Linked DNA regions of Mus musculus: region 1 is linked to region 2. Evidence: chromatin loops called from intact Hi-C (ENCODE). Cell type or tissue: left cerebral cortex. All regions are shown on one strand.

The links. A loop is a pair of places that touch in the nucleus more often than their neighbours do. Peaks named below come from ENCODE experiments on the same cell type or tissue, not always from the same donor. Only the 100,000 strongest peaks of a DNase experiment are listed, where the experiment ranks them.
Region 1: a loop joins it to region 2, with 6 times the contacts of the local background. A loop is called at or near these places in 3 of 42 quality-filtered maps.

Annotation. Positions count from the first base shown.
Region 1 is chr9:79,788,756-79,796,755 of GRCm38, reverse strand. Tmem30a (transmembrane protein 30A) reads left to right here and starts at 3,326. Exons shown (of 7, transcript NM_133718.4): 1 at 3,326-3,782. The coding sequence starts at 3,546. 4930429F24Rik (RIKEN cDNA 4930429F24 gene) reads right to left here and starts at 3,115. Exons shown (of 3, transcript NR_040734.1): 1 at 2,891-3,115; 2 at 871-1,016. In left cerebral cortex, no CTCF peak of the experiment used is centred here; DNase peaks (open chromatin) are centred at 3,189, 3,781 and 6,428; H3K4me3 peaks cover 2,401 bases; H3K27ac peaks cover 1,196 bases.
Region 2 is chr9:80,064,425-80,072,424 of GRCm38, reverse strand. It overlaps Senp6 (SUMO/sentrin specific peptidase 6), which reads right to left and starts at 5,522. Exons shown (of 24, transcript NM_001311110.1): 1 at 4,853-5,522. The coding sequence starts at 4,901. In left cerebral cortex, a CTCF peak has its summit at 4,592; DNase peaks (open chromatin) are centred at 633, 4,640, 5,073 and 5,473; H3K4me3 peaks cover 2,849 bases; H3K27ac peaks cover 1,886 bases.

The sequences.
Region 1 (8,000 bases), 280 kb after region 2:
TATCTTGTTTGACTAGTACTTCTGATTGTTGACTGGTTACACAAGAGCCCGCAACAGCAGTGACTTCAGGCCAATCAGACGAACTCTCACTCAGTGTGAGGATGAAAGGTCTCTTAAATGTTCAACTTTAAGAGTTAATAAGCACTCTACGGGAAAACCAGGGAAAGGGTTTCTTTTGTTTGTTTTTGTTCTTATTTTTAAGTCAAGATTCCATGCAGTCAGGCTGACGTTGGTTTCCTGCCCCTGCCTCTCAAGTGCTGGATTTTTGAGTGTGCATCATCATGACCAGCTACCGAGGAGGTTTGCTTGTTTTTTGTTTTTATTTTTCCAGGCAGGGTTTTTCTGTGTAGTCCTGGCTATCCTGAAAGACATAGGCTACCACCACTTGGCTAACAAAAGATTAATGTTTAATTTTTTTAGTTTTAAAACCCAGTTTAGATGACTCTCTGGTGTAATAAATAATTTAGGAGACTAAATGTATCACACAAAGTCTACATGGCCCTTCTAAAAATCATTAGGTGTGCCTTAAATATTATTCCACTGAAGTCTCTAACTGAATGGGAGTGGAACAAAAGGATACTGAAAAGTATTCAAATTATTAAGGACTTTCTCTCAGCACATCTTAATCCCAGAACTCAGGAGATTGAGGCAGATTAATCTCTGAATTTTTAGAGCCTGATCCACAGAGTTTCAGGACAGCCAGGGCTACACAAAGAAACTACGTCTTGGGTGAGGGTATGTTCTAAGAACTGTGGCTCTCAGGTTTAACTTTCCTAGGCAATATTAAGCTGTAGACTCAAACAAACCCTTGGGTATGCTTAGATGATAGAGAACTAAAGCAGCTTGAGGTACTGAAGGAGCCTGACATACAAACCTGTGTGAACTTTGGCCAAATAGTAAAACAACTGTTTTAGGTTTCTTTTCTCCATTCCTTAATTTATCAAAGTTCTTCTTCTTCTCCTTCTCCTTCTCCTTCTTCTTCCTTTCTGACATAGTGGCATAATGTAGTAACTGAACTAAAAAATGAAAACTATATGAAACATACATTTCAGATTATTGATCTGATAGCATTAAGAAATGTCACACAAGGCTGGGTGTGGTGGTGCACACCTTTAATCCCAGCACTCAGGAGGCAGAGGCAGGCAGATTTCTGAGTTCGAGGCCAGCCTGGTCTACAGAGTAAGTTCCAGGACAGCCAGGGCTACACAGAGAAAACCTGTCTCGAAAAACAAAAACAAAAACAAATAAACAAACAAACAAAAAGGATACCTTTTGAGACAAGGACTTATTGTGTAGCTCTGGCTGTCCTGGAATTCACATAGACCAGACTGGCCTTGAATTCACAGAAATCTGTCTGCCTCCGCCTCTGGAGTGCTGGGAGGAAATGTGTGTAATCATCACCCAGTCCCCAGTGAAGTTTTTAGTAAAACTGAGACAGTTAATCTTTGCTCTGAGCAAACCAAAGGAAACAGGAAGTAGGTAAGCACACCAAGAACCATCAGATCACTGCTCCTGCAACAACAGCAACAAAGCTTTAAAGCAAACTAAGGTGTCTTGCAGCATCCTGGAGAGGTCCCAGAAACTTGTGGATACAACCTCAGGTGCTCAAATCTCTTATACAAAATGCAGCTCTTGTAAATGACCTATGTATCTCCCCCACACCCTTCAAACTGTCTCCTGATTATATTATTTATACTGCTTAGTACAATGGAAATAACCACTTAAAAGATAATGATGAGAAATTGTCTCCGTGTTTACTAGCTCAGAAGCAATTTTTTCCCCTGAATATTTTCAATTGTATGTTGAAGGTTCAGTTGTAGCACTATTTAAACCGAGTTCTAGAGTAGAAATAAAGGAACTAACACATCTAACTGTGATAATCTAAACAGGAGTGGGGAAAAAGAAAGAAAAAGGACTCCATGATTATCCCCAACACTGTGATGAACATTTTACCCAACAGAACGTTTAAGACAACAGGCTAAGCCTCTCTATGACAGACTCTTTTCCATTTGAATGGGGTTGAAGGTAAACTTAGGCTGCTAAAGCAAGATACAAACCTAAGGATTCTAGAGGCCTTAAGAATTTGAGATCAGCTAGGCTGTGGTGGCCCAGGCCTTTAATTACAACACCCAGGAGGCAAGAGGATTTATACAAGTTTGAGGGGAGCCTGGTCTACACAGAGAAACCCTGTCTGGAAAACCCGGGGCCGGGAAATCCAAGATCACAGAAGAACATACTGGAGCAAGTCAAAACTGTAGACAAAGACTTTTTAAAAGTAGGTACTGTCAGATAGTCTGGATTTCAAACACAATTTCAAAATGTAGATGCTATATAATCATTTTTTTTGTAAATTTGCAAAATTACACACTTATAAAAGAAAATTTGTAAAATATAGAAAAGAAAAAATCCTGCCTACAGTCAATCAATGGAGGTTAGCATCTTACGCTTTATAGTTGAATTCTACACTTTGTATTCTCTGTACTGCTTTGGTGTCTTTGAGTTACTAATTATTGTTTATTTATTGAGACAGGTTCTCTATGGATTTCCTGCTGGCCTCTTAAGTAGCTCAGACTGGCCTTGTAATTTCAATTACTCTGCCTTTACCTTTCAAGGGCTGACATTACACATAGTCTCAACGAGAATTTCCTTGGCAGGTTAAAACTAATACCCCTTTTTAAACAAGTGGTATTATGTTCTGGTTTTTGATTACCAAGTTTAAAAAAAAAGAATCACTGTCATGTTTTACAATAACCTTCCCAAACCAATGTGAAGTAGACAGAAAAATAAATGAAAATCGATCAGAAGCGAGGGATTAGGGCTAAACTAGGTTGCATCATCATCATCATCATCATTATTATTATTATTATATCAAATGGGTCGCATGTTATACCTCACTTAAATTCATAGAGGCACACTGAGTGGCGAGTTAAAATTCAATAGGGATCTGCATCCTTTTAAACATGTGGACTCCAGGACGCTACAACTCCCTTCAGAAGAGGCGTAGGCGTCATAAGAAAAGTCAACCCGGCGCCGAAATTACAGGTAGCCCAGGTCACCGAGTCCGACCTGACGGCTCCAGAAGTCTCCATGATAACCACAACAGGAAGTGTGCGCCAACAGAAGCGTCCTCCCGGGGAAGCGAAGACGCTACCGTCCTAGTGCGCAGACGTCGCTCCGGGCCGCGCATGCGCTCACGTAGCCGCGCGCCCGGCCTAAAGCCCTCACTTTGTCGTCACAGGGCAGATGATCAGGGTGCGTCCGTCTTTTTCCTCCCCCTTCCATCCTCCTCCCCCTCCCCTCCCCTCGTCCCTCAATCATCTCCCCATTTCCTCTCTCTCCCTCCCTGGGGCGTCTCCTAAAGACGCCCGCTTCCGGTCAGCGGCCGGCCGCAGAAGCGTGTCCCGCCTCTTCCGCCTCCCCGGTGGCGGCGCGGGTGGCGGAGGCGGTAGCGGCAGCGGTGACTGCGCGTCTCCTGTCAGGGTCGGCGGCACGCAAGTCCCCTGGGCGGCCCAGCTGGACGTGGCCGAGCCGAAGCCCGGGGGCCGATGGCGATGAACTATAGCGCGAAGGATGAGGTGGACGGCGGGCCCGCGGGTCCTCCCGGGGGCGCCGCCAAGACCCGGAGGCCGGATAACACGGCCTTCAAACAGCAACGGCTACCCGCCTGGCAGCCCATCCTCACGGCCGGCACGGTGCTGCCCACCTTCTTCATCATCGGCCTCATCTTCATCCCCATCGGCATCGGCATCTTCGTCACCTCCAACAACATCCGTGAGATCGAGGTGAGGGAGGGGCGTGGCAGTGATCCCCCGGCTCCCAGAAGGTGACAGGCGGGCCCCGCCCTCTGGTGCCTTCTCGGTTTCTTCTGTGGCTTTTCTGAGTTTGCAGTTTTGTGGGCTCGCTTCCTTTGGCTCTCGGTTTACCTGGCTGGAAATGGAATGAATACAGCTAGAATGTCGGGTGGACGAGACTTTTTTTGGAGGCGCTTTGCGTGGGTTTCCGAGAGGTAGAGTGAATGTCTTTTAGGAGGAGATAAGAGGAAAAAGAGTTAGATTTACGTGTTTAACTCTGAGGCAACTCACAGGGGCAGACTGTTGTTATTTGGGCGGGGGTTATTCTGGGACACAGAGATTAACAAATTGGTTGGGTGTAGGACCCGGAGTCAATAAAGGTATTGATTCTTCTGTGAAGAAATTAAGTCATACAGAGCGCACACAAGTAACTTTGATTTTGAGCTAATTAGATATTTTTAGTTGTTGGCCACGATATAGTTAAAGGCATGAAACTTCAGTTCTGGTTTGTTTTTAGGCGGTATTCATTTCTAATTATGCCCCACAGTGGTCCTAATTCCTCCTGCTTGATTTTTAAAATATGCATATCAATGATTCCACACGAAATAAGTTGGAAACTAGCTATAAACGATTTCACTGGCATTACTTTTTTTTTTTTGGAATATCCTACTTAGATGTGATAGAAACACTCTACTGAGGGAAACATTTTGATTTGTGTTGGTGCAGTAATCACTGCATTTTTATCCGTCCGCATCAGTAAAGATGGGTTTATAGCAGGATGTGAGTACTGTGTGGCGGACAGTATTGGACGTCCACAAGTCCTCCATCAAATTAAGGGAGTTTTCATCTGTTTGAACTGGCAAGATCGATGTTGAGTAACCTTGCTTTCTTCTGTTGTAAAGATATATTTTTGTGTACTTAATTTAAAAATAAATACTACATTTAATTGGACGTCCCCAGTCATTTTAGCTAGGGACTTTGGTGACTTTGTTCAGTTTACTAAAGTAAGCTGGTTTATATATATATATATATATATATATATATATATACATACATACACACACACACACATATATATATATATTTTAACTGCACAGTGCTTCAGTATTAATGACAGTAAGAATAGTATCTAGAGTGTATTTTAAAAATCTTTTATTAAATTTTATTTTGACTAGAGCAAGCTCACAGCGTATGTTTTTGGTATATATTTTATCTTCGTGGTTTTAGCCTTGTGATATACTCAAAGGTAGCCCAAAATGCTCCAAAATGTAAATGAAGCTCTGGGCCAAACAGGTTGGGCAGGAGAAAAGTTTTGATTTTAGAATATTTTGGATTGTAGAGTTTGAGATTAGGTATGCTCAACTGGAGAAAACTATACAAACGTACAGAATGTTTTAAAAAAAAAAAAAAAAACTTCTCGGATGTAAAACACTTCTGTTCCCTGTCATACCTAAACCCTGAGCTCTGCAGCTTTAATTAGATTTCAGGGGGGGTAATTGACTTACTTTCTCTGAAGGTTAGTTTCTTCATCTCTAAAATAAATAGGATAATGAATTTCTTCTAAGATTTTACACTTAGATGCAAAATAGATGTGCGTTATGACCCATCAGCAGGAGATGAGAGCTAAGGACCAGCCTGAGGGATGGCTGGACTGTTGGGAGTGTTAATGTCCTGATTCCAAGGTGTAAACTCTCACACTACATCATGACCCTTACTGAGATGATAGGAAAGATAATGGGATACCTCCTAAGCATTAGACCTTTGCACCATCTCCTTTAAACTTGATATTAAGATGAAAGCAATGATGATTTAGATTGTGTATGAATATTTACTAAATTGTTAAAAAACTAGTACTGTTTACTACAGTTGGAAAATAATTTTCTTTAAAACTTTTGGGTTCTGAAAAGTAAAGTAAGGTTCTGTAAACTTAGTGATTAGTGAAATGGAAATTTCTTGTGCTTAGTGTGCCCCTGATTTTAAGAGTGTATTGTAGTGGCACAGAGGGACATTGGAGTTAAGAGCTGGCCTAGAGCGAAAGTTCCAGCTCTCACTAGGTGGTGATGGAACCCTTTTTTTTGTGAGCTGCTCTTAATACTACAAAGATTTAGAGTGGATGATCCTTAAGATGCCATTCACTTCTGAAAGTCTGTGACTCACAACTTAATTTTGATTTAAAATAATGCTATGTTCAAAAAGCCATAATTGAAATGAGAGAAAATGAAAATTAGGAGTTACTGGAAATTTTGTATTAACACCAACACATGCAGATAGAATGATTAAAATTTGAGTGTTGGATATGTAGCAAATGATTTCAAATTAGGTCTGGAGTTATTAGAAAAACCTAGAGAGCTTTTTCGACATACAAGTTTGTATGCTTGTTCTTTATTCTCTGTGTGTGCTGGAGATTGAACTCTGGGCCACGAGGAAGTGCTGTCCCACTAAGTCCTCTACCTTCTGTTAGCTGCTAGCTTAGGCTAAACGCCTTTGAGGATAATTAAAAGTGAACAGGAGGAACTGGAGAGCTGGTTCAGCACTTAAGAGCACTGGCTTCCTTTGCAAGAGTACCCAGGTTTGATTTCTAGTGCCTACATGGTGGCTCACAACTGTCTTTAACTACAGTTCTAAGTCATCCCATGTCCCCTTGCAGCCTCAGCAAGCATCAGATACCCATTTGGTCCACCCACATACATGAGAAGCAGAGGTTGGTGGATCTCTGGGCCTGGTCTACATAGTGAGTTCTAGAATAGGACTAAATGAATGATACTGTATCACAGAAAGGAAGGAAGGAAGGAAGGAAGGAAGGAAGGAAGGAAGGAAGGAAGGAAAAGAAAGAAGAAAGAAAGAGATAAAATAAAGGTAAACAGGATGTGAGCAGTTCTCCCCCACACTGATTCCTGCTGTCTGTTTTACATGGTTTAAGTTTCTTTTTGAAAACTCAGTAGTCCACGTGCAGTATAGTTCAGCTTACTAGGGCAGAAGACTTATAAATCAAGATGTTTGGTATGGCGTGTTTGCTTAGAACTTGGAAAATTGAAAGTAAAACTAATAGACTTTTCACATTTTCCCAGAAAAGCTGCTTTTATGTTTGGATACTCATAGTTAGTATCCTATTACCTTCCCTTGTTAAGTTTATGAATCTCTCTTAGTTGGTTTTTAGATTTTCTAAGTAAAGTGAGTTTTTTAGAAAAGTACCACTGATAATTTTAGTAACCATTAAAATATTTCAATTATGAATTTATTTATTGAAGACTTGTATAATGTCTTTATTATTTGCAGCAAAGACTGAATATTTCTTTTAATTTGACAACAATTAAGAGTCAAGCATGTTCCCACCACAAGGCAATGAATGACTCCTCTAAGGCTCTTGGCTAGGCCAAAATATTCAGCTAACTTGAAAGTACCACCTTTGTAACTTCTGTAAAAGCATTATCAGTGTGAAGTGATATAATTGTAAGTTAATGCTTCAAGCTGGGCAGTGGTGGTGCATGCCTTTAATCCCAGCAGTTGGGAGGCAGAGGTAGAGAGAGAGGCAGAGGCAGAGAGAGAGGTAGAGGCAGAGAGAGAGGCAGGCAGAGGCAGAGAGAGGTAGAGGCAGAGAGAGGCAGAGAGAGAGAGGTAGAGGCAGAGGCAGAGGCATAGGCAGAGAGAGGCGCAGAGGCAGAGAGAGAGGCAGAGAAAGGCAGAGAGAGAGGCAGAGAAAGGCAGAGGCAGAGAGAGGCGCAGAGAGGCAGAGGCAGGCGGATTTCTGAGTTCAAGGCCAGAAATCTGGTCTACAGAGTAAGTTCCAGGATAGCCAGGGATACACAGAGAAACCCTGTCTGGAAAAAACAAACAAACAAGCAGAATGCTTAGGGAGCTGGGTCAGGTGTCCGGTTCCTATAGCCCCAGATAGTTTAGGGAGACTTGAGGTAGTAGACTGCTTGACTGTAGTAATTCAGTGCATAGACCTAGTATCCAAAAACAGTAAAAGAAAATTAATCAATGGTTAGACTCAAATTTGGGTGTACTTTTTAAAAACAACATTTAAGATAAACAGTAAATACAGTAATACCTAGAGCCTAGGCATTTAAGTTCATATTGCTAACATGTTGGTGTTAGTGGACTAGCCCCCTCTTTGCTCAACTCCCAGCTTTCCGTTTTTAAAAAAACAAAAAACAAAACTGTTTAATTTTCTATGCTCAGTTATTTGTCCGGATTATTTCCTGTTTC
Region 2 (8,000 bases):
ACCCCTGAGCTCGTGTCTCTAGCTGCTTATGTAGCAGAAGCCCAGTACAGGGGAATGCCAGGGCCAGGAAGTGGGAGTGGGTCGGTTGGGGAGCAGGGCGGGGGAGGGTATAGGGGACTTTCAGGATAGCATTTGAATTGTAAATGAAGAAAATAATAATAAAAAAAAATAAGACTTTCAAAGTCATTAGAGTGACAGAAGACACTTTGACCTCTGGTCTTCACATATAGGCGTGATGAACCCCTGTCTGCTTACATGCATGTGCACTCTGGTGTGCGCTCTCAATCTCTCTCTCTCTCTCTCTCTCTCTCTCTCTCTCTCTCACACACACACACACACACACACACACACACACTCTAAATGGGAGAAAGTAACACGGAAAGCAATTCAGATGGCAGAAAAAAAGGTAATGAGAAAGCAAACTAGGTCTAAGTCTTGTGCGGAAGGTATCACAGATGAAAGAGAATGTCAGAAGGGAAGCAGAATAAGCAAGCTATAGTTGCCCAAACACAGTAATCATCTTCTCCCAGATGGTTCACTAAAGCTGTCTCCACATGGAAGTCACGGGTCTTAGAAGCACACTTGATGACATCATGGTCAGCATCACCACTCGAGCCCCCTGCCTGGTGGCACTGTTCTCATCCCCTATAACATCCATGGTCCTCCTATTTATACTGTCTCTGCCTGGAAAGCTGCCTCTCCTCCACTCCTTCCCCTAGTCACACTTTAAAGTACTCTGATAGATACAATTCTTACTGTGAATAAATCCTTTCTTATACCTGACAGTTGTAACTTTATGTGTCATTATGATTATTTAGTCTCCTTACTAGGAGAGCCAAAAACCCACGTGCCTCTGTGTAGTGACTAAATAAAGCAACTGTTATTCCTAAACACACGCTGAATGAACAGAGAAACCTGTCTAAATTGTCTATCACAAGTGAGAAGGAGCTGCATGACCTCAGTATATCAACAGATGTAAAAGAAACAGTCAAAGGTGGAAAAGAAAATTCAACACAAGGACAATACAAAGGATCCAATAAATAGTAGCCTCTTCCCTCTAGAGAAGTCACAAAAGCACACAACTAGAATTCCCCTTACCAGTTAAAACATAGTCTAGAGCAAAGGTATCCACTTGAGACTTGGGATCCTGCAAAGCATTAATTCCCTTCTCAGTCCACTCAGGATCAATGAATGGCATTAGTTCCTAGTACCTCAAGCTCAACCTCAAAGAATGAACCTGGAGTTTTCCCTTACTTTCATCTTAAGTGAGCAATGTATGAGTAAATCTTACAAACTCTATATCAAACTATCCTCTGCCTACTGACTCTCCTTTTCCAATTTCCAAGCCAGGCTTACTTCTTTCTATCAAAACTGCAACAGTGTTTTGTTTTGAATTCACTTCCCTTTAATTCTTGCACTTTTGTTAATTTATTGCAGAGAGGACTACCAAAGTGACCTTTAAAAAAAACAGTCTCCTGTATCGTGTATCCCATAGGCATGCCCTTGAACATTTCTACTTCCGCCTCAAAAGTGCTGGGATCATAGACATTCACCACCCTGTCTGTTTTATTACCAAGCTGAGGATCAAACCCAAGGCTTTGTGAAACCTAGGCAAGCACTCTACTACTGAGCAAGTACTACAGTATGTGTTAATTATATCAGGATACTTTTTGCCCCTAGTTCTCCAAAGGCTTCCTACAGCTTTGAAAGAGACATAGTTTCAATCCTGTACCACAGAGCTTCTACTGCTCTCACCATTGTTTGCTCTAAACCCTGACCTGTGTCTTCTCCTTTGAGTAGTACCTCAAGACCAAGGTGTTTTTTGTTTTTTGTTTTTTTTAAGACACCTTTCTTGCTTTCTTTTGTTTCTTTTGTCTCTTCTCTCCCCCCACCCCACTTCTCTCTCTCTTGTTTTGTTTGGTTTGGTTTGGTTTTCCAAACAGGGTTTCTCTATGTAGCCCTAACTATCCTGGAACTCACTCTATAGCCCAGGCTAGCCTCAAATCAGCCTGCCTCTGCCTCCAGAGTGGGGAAATTAAAAGCATGTGTCACACTTTTCTTAACTTTAAAAGCATAAAATAATGTTTCCATCATTGTTCTCTATGCTTCCTCTGCAGCCTTTTGCCCGTTGTAATGACCCAGTTTATTCATTAACAGCAAGTTTGTTCCAGGCATAAGAATATGATAGTAAAACCACAAGCATCCGGATAGCTTTCACCGAGCTTTTATTTTCATAGGGCTAAGAAGCACAAAGGAGTCATTTGATAAATTGATAAGAAAAATAAAATAGTATTCCATGTAGTTGCATGCAGATTCATGAGCACAGGTGGCACCAGGGCATTATAAACAGTTGTTTAGTTTGAGCAAACCTCAGTAAACTGATAGAAGTTCTGGAAACCATGGATAGGACTGTTCTAAATGCATTGAGGTTTTTTAACTTGTTGACAGTCTCCTTCACTAAATGTTCCATGAAGGTAGTGACTTTTAAATATTTCATTCACTGTTTTATTCCAGCCAAGCAGACTAGACTATTAAATATATTTGATGAGTTAAAAACAAAACAAAACAAACAAACAAAAAAACAAAAACAAAACCTACTTCCATTTTTTCCAAACTAACAGAGAAAAACCAAAGTGTAATATAGGGATCTTTAAAAAGTAAGCCTAGAGGCTGGAGAGATAGTTTGTAGGCTAAGACCACTTGCTGCTCTTGCAGAGGACCAAAGTGCAGGGCCCTGTACCTACATAGTGGCTCACAACCTTCCATAATTCCAGTTCCAGGTGCCCTCTTTTGACTTTGTGGTCACCAGGCTTGTATACATTGCACATACATGCAGGCAAAGATCCAAAATAAACTAAACTAAATAAATAAATGTTCTTAAAAAGGTTTTAAAATAGTAATTTCTAAAACCCTCATATCTGTAATCCTTGAGCTGAGGCAGGAGGATTTCCAGAAGTTCAAGGCCGGACTACATAATGTGATCCTGTCTCAATTTTTTAAACAAAAAAAAGCTGGATGAGACAAGATGAAACCCAAACTTTCACATCTGTACATTTACAGTGGAGTAAATTAGAATAAACTAACAGCAATGGAAATCAGATGAACTCTCAGTGATGGCTTTGTGCTTGTATTATGCTGTGTTTCATCCACTCAGAATTTAAACTCAATTAGAAGCCCATAGAAGCCCCAAACCTACAAAAACCTACACGTATAATCATCTGCCTAGAAACTATGAACATCAGAAAACCATCTGGTGAATTTCCAATTTCCAAACAAAAACACAGGCGCTTAAGCACCGGCTACCTGCGAGCTACTACTCCTCTCTCCGCCTGTTGGCAGGGGTTCCCTACCACGGTCAAATTAGTATGGAGGTAATATGAAATGAAGTCATGAGAACATACTAGCTTTCCTTATCATAGAGGACAACCATTCCCCACGTCTTACATAAAGTCCGGTCTGCAAAGTAAAGAAAGCTGCTCCCCCCCCCCCCCCACTTCCCTATTCTCAAGTACAAAGAATAAAGAAAATTACTTTTCCTCTTAGTCTCCATTCACAACCCACTCGGTCAAGGAGTAAACAAGGCATAGCCTCCCTCCCGTTACCACTAAGAGTCTTTCTTAATTTTTTGGTTTTTTTTTTTTTTTTTTTGGTTTTTTTAGTTTTTTTTGTTTTTCGAGACAGGGTTTCTCTGTGGAGCCCTTGGCTGTCCTGGAACTCACTCTGTAGACCAGGCTGACCTCGAACTCAAAAATCCGCCTGCCTCTGCCCCCCGAGTGCTGGGATTAAAGGCGTGAGCCACCAACGCCCGGCAAGTCTTTCTTAATTTTAAACTACATTTTCTTAATTCTGTAATATTTCTAAATCATATCTTAAAGCATGGCCTGGATATATTTCATCTAGAAAACAAAATCCTGCAATTACCCCCAAAGAGTAAATATACTTAACAATTACTGAACGCGGACTTATTTTCCTAAACATATTTACAAATCCGATTACCAGGAAATTTAAAGTCGAATGAACGTTTACGTTCCCGGTTCACAACTGCAACTAAATGTACCTGTATTATGGAAGTCCCTTTACAGCCATAGGCAAAAACCAGTATCGTTATCCATTTACCACCACACCAAACCAAAATAGACCTTTTAAGCCGGCTTGGTCCACCAACTGAAATAGTTAACTCTGCTTCACAAGCGACTAAAAATGGGAACACACCCTAACTCTTTTACCTTCCCCGGCTGTCTCCAAACCGACACTTGGAAGCTCATTCTCTCTCTTTTTTTTTTTTTCCACCTCCCATACCTGCTTTACAAAGTATAAACAACCAAACACATCTCACCGGAGTTCGGGGCACCGCCGGGTCTAACCTGCACCCCGAGGGCAGCGGCTAGCCTGGGAGCTTTTAACCACAGGGCAGTGTTAACCACCACCTCTCCCCCTGCCTCCTTGGATCGGCCAGTTTCAACCAAGCTTAGGTCTGAAACTTTCCACGAACGCTTAAGAAAGACGCGGACGAAGTCTGCTCCTCACCCACTAGGCACCCATCGAGAATATGGAGGTGGGAGCGAGCCCAAGCCTTCGGCGCGCCCCTCGCAGGCCGCCCTGGGCCTCGGCTCGCTGCGCTACCACCGCGCCGCCTCGCGCCGGCCTGCCCGAGCCTTGGCCCGGGCGGACCCGAAGTCGGCGCGCCTGCAGCGCGTTCCCAGCGGGCCATCGGCCGTCCGGGCCCCCGTGGCCCCCGCGGCCCCAAGCCCACCCGGAGCAGAGAGCTGAGTATCACGGCCCGGGGGTGGGAGACACCCCGGTGTCGGCGAATTTCGCCCCCGACTCTCCCCCGAGGGAGACCCGAGCGTACCTTTCAGGAAAAGAGCCCCAGCGCTGCCACCGCTCTTGCCCGCCGCCATCTTCCTCCTTCCACGCCGCCTCCTTCTTACTCCATGGCCGACACCGGCGCGGTGCTGGCGGGGAATGGGGGCCGCGCGTCGGGAGGGTAGCAGCCGCAGGGTGGCGGGCCTCGGGCTCGACCTCCGCGAGGGGCGCTCCCCGCCGGCCGGGCCCCCCACACAAAAGCGGGCCTGACGGGAGGCGGCGAGGCCCACGGCCTGGGCTGCTTCTCCTCAGGCGCCTACCGGGGACCGTGAGCGGCGGCGGCGGCGCTTCCCGGGCCCGGCTCCCCTCGGCACACGACTCCCCATCCACCGGGCCGCGCCGGCCTCTGAGGAGCTCCCTCCGCTCCCCTCCGCCCCGCTCCGCCGCTGGCTCCGGAGGACGGAGAACGGAGCGAACGCTCACACGCCTTCTACGTCCCGGGCCGTAAAATGGCCGCAGCGGCTTGAGCCGAGCGAGGGCTCCGCGACCGTGAGGCGCCCGCGACCCCTCGCTGCTCCAGCAGTGGCCGCCGCCGCCCGCCCACCCCGCCCAGGCGTCAGAGCATCAGCCCAGGCCTCGGCGACTGTCCATGTGGACGGGGGTGGGTCTCCGCCACCGCCGCGCGTCGGTCGCCACAGCAGCCCCGCCGCCGCTCCTCCCCCACCGGCCTCCGGGCCCGCCCCGCCGCCGCCGCCGCCCCAGAGCCTCTCTCTCCCTTCGGGTCCCTGCTCGCCCCCCTCCGGGCTCGGCCGAACCCGAGCCGGGGGCTGTCGTCCTGCCGGCCTGGGGTGGCCTTGTCTGGCCGGCCTTGGCGAGGGACGAACAAAAACCCCTTCCTCGGAAGGCCCCCATGGCAGAGCCGGCCTGCGAGCGCTTGCCAGCCTGCCGGCCAGGTATTCTATTTGGTCGAGTCGCACCACAAATTCTAAAGAAACGCTCCAAGTTCTTGTCTGACCCTGAATTTAAAACGTGCCATGGGAAGGAAAAAAAAAAAAAATGAAGCCAGGTAATTGGAAAATAAAATTGTGTTCACATCCATCTTCCAAACAATGCATATATGATATGATTGAGCCAGTACACTTTGTGTGTGTGTGTGTGTGTGTGTGTGTGTGTGTGTGTGTGTGAGAGAGAGGGGGGGGGGGGAGAGAACACAGTAGACTATGATACAATTTGAGGGGCTTTTTTTTTTCTTCTTTTTTCTTACAAACCCCATGTAGTGGTGTAGGTTTTTCCCAGTCCATAAAGGGATAGAGACAGGTGGATCTCTCTGTCAGATGGAGGCCAGCCTGGTCTACAAAGGAAGAGCCTGTCTTCAAAAACAACAACAACAACAACAAATCCATGAAAAATGCAGAAAATGAAAAAAAAAAGTTACAGAAATTCAAGCCCCTTAGCTGTGTGGTCAGCTAATAAACATTTTTTTCTTTCCTTTCCTTCCTTCCTTCCTTTCTTTCTTTCTTTCTTTCTTTCTTTTTTTTTCTGGTTTTTTCAAGACAGGGTTCCTCTGTGTAGCCCTGGCTGTCCTGGAACTCAGAAACCCGCCTGCCTCTGCCTCCCAAATTCTGGGATTAAAGGTGAGCTAGCGCTACCACTGCCCGGCTACATTTTTTCTTTAAAAAAAAAAAAAAAAGTGGGTGGGGTTGGGGGGAGGGTGTTTTGCCTGCATTTAGGGTGGGAAAGCTGCTTCTTGTAGTTACTTCAGAGGCCGGAAGAGGGTACCCAGGCTAACCAAACTGCTGAATCCATTTCTCCAGCCCTTTGAGTGAAAAAGTGAAACATAAAAAACAAAAGATTCTAGGCCTTTAGGCCCAGGCTTGAGAATGTGACCTTTGTGACTCAATGCTCCATGGTATGCTAATCATAAAACAAATAGCGGCATTCCTCCAGCAACCTGCTTCCTGGGTTCAGGGCATGTTTGTTCAAAGAAAGTCACCCTGACCCACCCTGACCATTGCTGGAACCCTCTATGCAAATATGCTATTGTTAGAGGCTCCTAGAAAACTGTCTTGACTTTCCACTTAACTGGTATTTTTGGTATTTTCCAACAAAGCCCTCCCCACCCCCTTGAGTTATGGTTTCTTCCTTTAAATACCCCCTTACCCAGCTACTCTGGGCACCACGGTCCTCTACCCCTTCGTGGTGTAAGACTGTGGGCCCAAGAGTGCTCTTGAAATAAAAGTCCTTTTGCAGTTTGCATCAAGACCATTTCTCGTGAGTGATTTGGGGTATCACCTCTCCTGAGTCCAAACGTGGGGGAGTCCTCACGTTGTGGGTCTTTCATTTAGTGCATTGGCCGGGAATCGCGACCACCCCTCACACCCAGAACCGACTTGGAGGTATAGGGATCCCCCCTGGAATGTGTGTGTGCCGGCCGGTGTCTCTATTCTGAGTGTCTGTTTTCTGTTTTCTGAAACAAACGTGCACTTGTTGTGTTGGTTTGTTTGTCTGTGTCTCGTCCTTTGTTTCTGAAGCACAGAGCAGCCTGAGTTTGGATCCGTCTGAGTTTATACTGATCAGCCTGAGTTTTGGATGCTGATATGCCTGAGTTTATACTGATCAGCCTGAGTTTGGATCCACCTAAGTTTGGTTTCTCTGGTTTTGGTTGTCCCAGTGGAAGCGGATGATGGGGTTTTCTGAAACGCACACTTTGTATTTGCAGCTGTCCTCTCGGACCATAAGGACCGGAGGACTGTGATCGGCAGACGTGCTAGGAGGACCACAGGCTGCTGCCCTGGGGGATGCCCTGGAAAGTGGGGAGAGCCAGGAATGCCTGGTAGTCTCTGGAGATTGGTCAGAGGGACCGAGTTCTGTTGTTGAAGTGGAAGCTTCCCTCTCTGAAATCGTCTAATTCTTTTGCCTGCTTGCGGAGGACAAGAAAGGGTCACGTGTGTCTGGATCTGTTGGTTTCTGTTTTGTGTGGTTTTGTGTATGTGTTTAGAGCTATGTGAAAATCTAGAGAAGCGAAGGTAATGCTCATAGGTGCTTTGTACCCTGACTAGAGATAGTTTACACATAAGAGAACAGGTTTGAGAAAAGCAGTACTCTCTGACTATCTGGGGATAATTTGGTGAAAGAGAAAAAGAAAAAAATAAATATACAGGATCAATTGGTCTTTGGAGTCCTGCACCTGTAGT